Regions from separate parts of the Homo sapiens genome. Here region 1 is linked to region 2. A link is an interaction called in ENCODE POLR2A ChIA-PET data of the cell type or tissue named here. Cell type or tissue: Caco-2. All regions are shown on one strand. Each heading gives the region's core, and the rest is flanking DNA. Links, peaks and the distances in the headings are about the cores only.

Evidence for each region. ChIA-PET counts read pairs that join two places held together with the same protein. Peaks named below come from ENCODE experiments on the same cell type or tissue, not always from the same donor. Only the 100,000 strongest peaks of a DNase experiment are listed, where the experiment ranks them.
Region 1: POLR2A ChIA-PET joins it to region 2 with 10 read pairs; 8 of 35 experiments call an interaction of 5 or more read pairs at or near these places.

What each region holds. Positions count from the first base shown.
Region 1 is chr11:117,309,795-117,312,704 of GRCh38, forward strand. The region is part of intron 1 of BACE1 (beta-secretase 1); the gene reads right to left. Among named protein-coding and RNA genes, the nearest start is that of BACE1, 5.0 kb to the right of the region's middle. In Caco-2, for the core only: no CTCF peak of the experiment used is centred there; no DNase peak of the experiment used is centred there.
Region 2 is chr11:117,182,637-117,185,546 of GRCh38, forward strand. It overlaps SIDT2 (SID1 transmembrane family member 2), which reads left to right. Exons shown (of 26, transcript NM_001040455.2): 6 at 87-170; 7 at 1,143-1,242; 8 at 1,438-1,503. Among named protein-coding and RNA genes, the nearest start is that of SIDT2, 5.3 kb to the left of the region's middle. In Caco-2, for the core only: no CTCF peak of the experiment used is centred there; DNase peaks (open chromatin) are centred at 1,475 and 2,795.

The DNA.
Region 1 (2,910 bases), core at 197-2,696, 130 kb after region 2:
AATATCTGTTAAACTGAATTGACTATCACCAAATTTCACTCCTAACAGTTACCTTATTATCCTATGTTTGGTCAGTGATGCTCATAATATCAAAATGAGATAACATCCTTTTATTTATTTATTATTTATTTAGAGACAGGGTCTCACTCTGTCACCCAGGCTGGAGTGCAGTGGCGCAATCTCGGCTCACTGCAACCTCCACCTCACGGGCTCAAGCGATTCTCCTGCCTCAGCCTCCTGAGTAGCTGGGTTTACAGGCATGCAGCACCACACCTGGCTAATTTTTGAATTTTTAGTAGAGATGGGGTTTCACCATGTTGGGCAGGCTGGTCTCCAATTCCCAGCCTCAGGTGATCCACCCGCCTCGGCCTCACCTGAGTGCTGGGATTACAGGCGTGAGCTGCTGAACCTGGCCCTTTCGTTTAAAAGAATAAAAATACTTTCTCTAAGAGCTACAGTTCTGCATTTACAACTGCCTGTCAACAGTTCTGTTTAGAGGCTTGCAGCTTATGTATTCATTCACTCAATGTTTTTTAGGTGTATGTTCTGAGCTTGGTATTGTTATAGATTATTATAACACAAAGAGAGGATACTGCAAAATAAATAAATAAAATTAAAAAGACATTGTCCTTAAGAGCTTGAAGTTTTGTTTGTTTGAGACAGAGTCTCGCTCTGGAGTGCAGTGGTGCAATCTCAGCTCACTGCAACCTCTGCCTCCTGGGTTCAAGCAATTCTCCTGTCTCAGCCTCCCGAGCAGCTGGGATTACAAGCGCCTGCCACCACGCCTGGCTAATTTTTGTATTTTTAGTAGAGACAGGGTTTCACCATATTGGTCAGGCTGGTCTTGAACTCCTGGCCTCAGATGATCCTCCTGCCTCAGCCTCCCAAAGTGCTGGGATTACAGGCGTGAGCCACTGCGCCTGGCCAGAGCTTGAAGTTTTATGAGAGAAACAAACACAAAAACAGTTGTAATACATTACAAGTGTAGTAATGGAGATATAAGCAGGTGTAATGGGAGAATGGAAGAGGGATGCTTGTGATAACTTCTTCTTCCCCAAGACAAATGGCACAGTAGGAAGAACAAGGATGAAACAGGTCTTAACTTACTGGCCTTCTACCTGGCCAGTGGTTTAACCTTTCAACCCCATTTCTTCTGCTAGACACTGTGAGTGATAAAGACCTTTTTTTTTTTTTTTCTTTTTTGGAGACAGGGTCTCTGTCATCCTCTGACAAGCTGGAGATTGCAGTGGTGCAATCACAGCTCACTGAAGTAAAGACCTTTTATATATTGCAGGAATTGCTGTAAGGGAAAAACTAATAGGAGGCTAAGGTGGAAGTATCACTTGAGCCCAGAAGTTGGAGACCAGCCTGGGCAACATAGTGAGACAATTTGAAAAAATCAGCTGGGGCTGGTGGCATGTGCCTGTAATCCAAGTTACTCAGGAGCCTGAGGCAGGAGGATCACTTGAGCCCAGGAGTTACGATTGTGCCCCTGTACTCCAGCCTGGGCAACAGAGAGAGACCCTGTAATTAATAAACAAGCAAATAAATTTGTATACAAGTACTATAAGCCATCCCCTCCTGCCACCTTTCCTATTCCCACAGTCTTGTTATCCTCCAGTTCACCCCAGATCAGAATCTCAAAACCATCTTTGATGCCCTCTTCCTTTCCCTTCACACCAATGTCACCAAATCCTTCCCACCTGCCCTGGCACGTTCTCTGCATCCTGCCCTTCCTTTCTCTTTCCATCTTATTGCAGCCTCATGCCCTCCTTGTCATAGAGGGCCTCACACCTGGACTGTTGTGACAGCCCCCTGTGCCTGTGTCTTTCAGTCCTACTCTTTTTATTTTTATTTATTTTTTGAGACGGAGTCTTGCTCTGTCACCCAGGCTGGAGTGCAGTGGCGCAATCTCAGCTCACTGCAACCTCTGCCTCCCGGGTTCAAGAGATTCTTCTGCCTCTGCCTCCCGAGTAGCTGGAACTACAGGCACGCGCCACCACACCCAGCTAATTTTTGTATTTTTAGTAGAGACGGGGTTTCACCATATTGGCCAGGTTGGTCTCGAACTCCTGACCTTGTGATCCACCTGCCTTGGCCTCCCAAAGTGCTGGGATTACAGGCGTGAGCCACCACACACAGCCCCCACTCTTTTTAAAATTCAGATGTCTCTTCCTGAAAGATTGCTTTCTTCATGTCATTCCCCTGCCCCAATAAATTCAGATTTTCCCTTATATCTGAAGGCCAAAGTCCAAACCTTATAGTCTCACATTTAAGCTTTATGGCTATTTGGCTCTATTTTATTTACCCAAACTTATCTGGTCTTAGCCTAAACCTGTAATATTAACAGGACTGGCTCTCTATTGTCTCCTAAACAACCATGCTTAAGCCCTAACATCCATAACTCATCCTCTCATTCACTGTGGACTCTCCCAATTTTAAGGGGGTAGGGTGGGAAGGAGCAGACATGGACATACGTGTAACGTGCAATTACAGTACAGTGGGATAGTATGGTGCCATCTGCCCCCTGGGAATAGCCTGCCACTCCTGTCCATCCTTCAAGACCATGCTCAGAGCACATGTCCCTGGTGCGGCTTTCCTGGATGAGTTTATCACTTTCTGAACACCTGTGGCACTCACTCTCTGCACTCCTATAAATACATTATTCTCTTTTCTTTTTTTTTTTGAGACGGAGTCTCGCTCTGTCACCCAGGCTGGAGTGCAATGGCGTGATCTCGGCTCACTGCAACCTCTGTCTCCTGGGTTCAAGCAATTCTCCTACCTCAGCCTCCCGAGTAGCTGGGATTATAGGCGCCTGCCACCATGCCCAGATAATTTTTGCATTTTTCGTAGAGATGGGGTTTCACCACGTTGGCCAGGCTGGTCGCGAACTCCTGACCTCAGGTGATC
Region 2 (2,910 bases), core at 315-2,814:
TTTGCTCTTCCCCAGCAGGCAGCAGGGCTGCTAAAGAGAGGGGCAGGCCAGGTTCCCATCCATCTGCCTCTCCCGCCCCTCTGCAGTGTCCTGTCTATGACCTGGACAACAACGTAGCCTTCATCGGCATGTACCAGACGATGACCAAGAAGGCGGCCATCACCGTACAGGTAGGAAATGCATGTGGCCACGTGGGAGGTGTGGCTGGGCGATAAGCTGTGTAGCTTTCCAAACTTGAGCTCTTCTTCCTCTGCCCATTCCTATCCTACACACGACTGAGTCTTTGGCCTTCCAGTCCCTGTGACTTTGAGTCCCCTGATATATATGAGAGTTGTACCATAATCCCAGTTGCTCTTGGGGATGGGAAAGAGTAGAGTACCCCCTTCTGGCTGTCATACCTACTTCATTCATTGTAACAATAAGAGGGCTGAGCGCGGTGGCTCATTCCTGTAATCCCAGCACTTTGGGAGGCCGAGGTGGGCGGATCACCTGAGATCAGGAGTTCAAGACCAGCCTGGCCAACAGGCTGAAACCCCGTCTCTACTAAAAATACGAAAAATTAGCTGGGCATGGTGGCGCATGCCTGTAATCCCAGCTACTCGGGAGGCTGAGTCAGGAGAATCACTTGAACCTGGGAGACAGAGGTTGCAGTGAGCCGAGATCACACCACTGCACTCCAGCCTGGGCAAAAGGAGTGAAACTCTGTCTCAAGAAAAAAAAGGTCAGGCGCAGTGGCTCACGCCTGTAATCCCACACTTCGGGAGGCTGAGGCGGGCAGATCACCTGAGATCAGGCGTTCAAGACCAGCCTGGCCAACATGGTGAAACCCCATCTCTACTAAAAACATAAAAATTAGCTGGGCGTGGTGATGGACGCCTGTAATCCCAGCTACTTGGGAGGTTGAAGCAGGAGAATTGTTTGAACCCGGGAGGCGGAGGTTGCAGTGAGCTGAGATCATGCCATGGCACTCCAGCCTAGGCAATAGGAGTGAAACTCCGTCTCAAAAAAAAAAAAAATCTTGTGAGGATTAAGTAAAATATATCTATGAAGAATTTAGCATAATGTCTGGCCCCAGAACAAGTATTTAGAAAAGAATGATGATGATGATGATGAAGAAGATATTTATCATCATCATCCTGCAGCGCAAAGACTTCCCCAGCAACAGCTTTTATGTGGTGGTGGTGGTGAAGACCGAAGACCAAGCCTGCGGGGGCTCCCTGCCTTTCTACCCCTTCGCAGAAGGTACATTTTGTGCCCTGGGCCTGGCTAGGGATGGGGAGGTCTTGGTCACTTTCTGGGAGCAAGAAGAGCCTGCGTGGCTGATTGGTGGACCTGATAGGACATGGGTTTTTGGCTCCAGTCTCTCAAAGGCCTGATCCCACTGACTCTAGCCAAGCTCCAGGCAACTAGTTTACCACTTTGACATTTTACTTCCAGATGAACCGGTCGATCAAGGGCACCGCCAGAAAACCCTGTCAGTGCTGGTGTCTCAAGCAGTCACGTGTGAGTGCTGCAGGTGGCTGAGAGGGGATGGACAAGCCTCTCTGGCTCCTGCTTTCAGACCTGGGATATAGGGTGTGCCCTGAAGTGGGTGATGAGGATGCAGATATGCTGGTGGGGTAGGAACGGGGAGTGTTCTTGGCAGGCTTCTAGATGGGGAGGGCCGGGAGGTGAGTTCCAGTGTGATGTGGTACAGAGAGTTCATGACTAAAGATGGAAGAACTGAGGTCCAGTTCACTTTCTGCCACTTATCAGCAGTGTAACCTGATTGTAAGAAAGAGCTTTAATTTTGCTTTGTTAGCATAGTTATAATCTTATTTATTCTGAAGGATGTTTCTTAATCTCATATTCAGAAACATACCCTAATTTGTCATTGAAACACTGCTATAAGATTGAGTCTCAGTTTCCCTGTCTCTATAACAGAGGGAGTAAAATTTGTCCAGTTAATCTCACTAAGTTATGAGGGCTAGCACAAAATTAGCAGATAAAATTAGCAGGAAAGTACCAGGCCCCTACTCAGTGCTCAATAAATATTTACTGAATGATTAAATGGGGCCCTAAGGGACTGTGATAGGAGGGGAAAGAAGGTGCCTCTCTTTCTTTTTTTGAGATGGACTCTTGCTCTGTCACCCAGGCTGTAATGCAGTGGCAAGATCTCTACTCACTGCAATCTCCGCCTCCCGGGTTCAAATGATTCTCCTGCCTCAGCCTCCTGAGTTGCTGGGATTACAGGCACCTGCCGCCATGCCCAGCTAATTTTTGTATTTTTAGTAGAGACGGGGGTTTCACCATGTTGGCCAGGCTGGTCTTGAACTCTTGACCTCAGGTGATCCGCCCACCTTGGCCTCCCAGAGTGTGGGATTACAGGCATGAGCCACCGTGCCCAGCCAGAGGGTGCCTCTCTCTCTCTCTCTTTTTTTTTTTTTTTTCCGAGATGGAGTCTTGCTCTGTTGCCCAGGCTGGAGTGCAGTGGCGCAATCTCGGCTTACTGCAAGCTCCACCTCCCAGGTTCACGCCATTCTCCTGCCTCAGCCTACCGAGTAGCTGGGACTACAGGTGCCCGCCACCACGCCCGGCTAATTTTTTGTATTTTTAGTAGAGAAGGAGTTTCACCGTGTTAGCCAGGATGGTCTCAATCTCCTGACCTCGTGATCCACCTGCCCCGGCTCCCAAAGTGCTGAGATTACAGGCGTGAGCCACCGCGCCCGGCCAGGGTGCCTCTCTTACATGGATTATTTATTCAGCAAATATTTATGGAGCACCTCCTATATGCCAGGTGGTATGCTAAGGCAGCAGTCCTTGGTGGGGGCGGGGTCCTGTCTAGAGGAACAGGAGGCAGTTAAGAGCTGTGGTGAGCAAGGAACAGGTCACTGTGGAAATACAGGACAGAGAAAGCTTCCTAGAGGACAC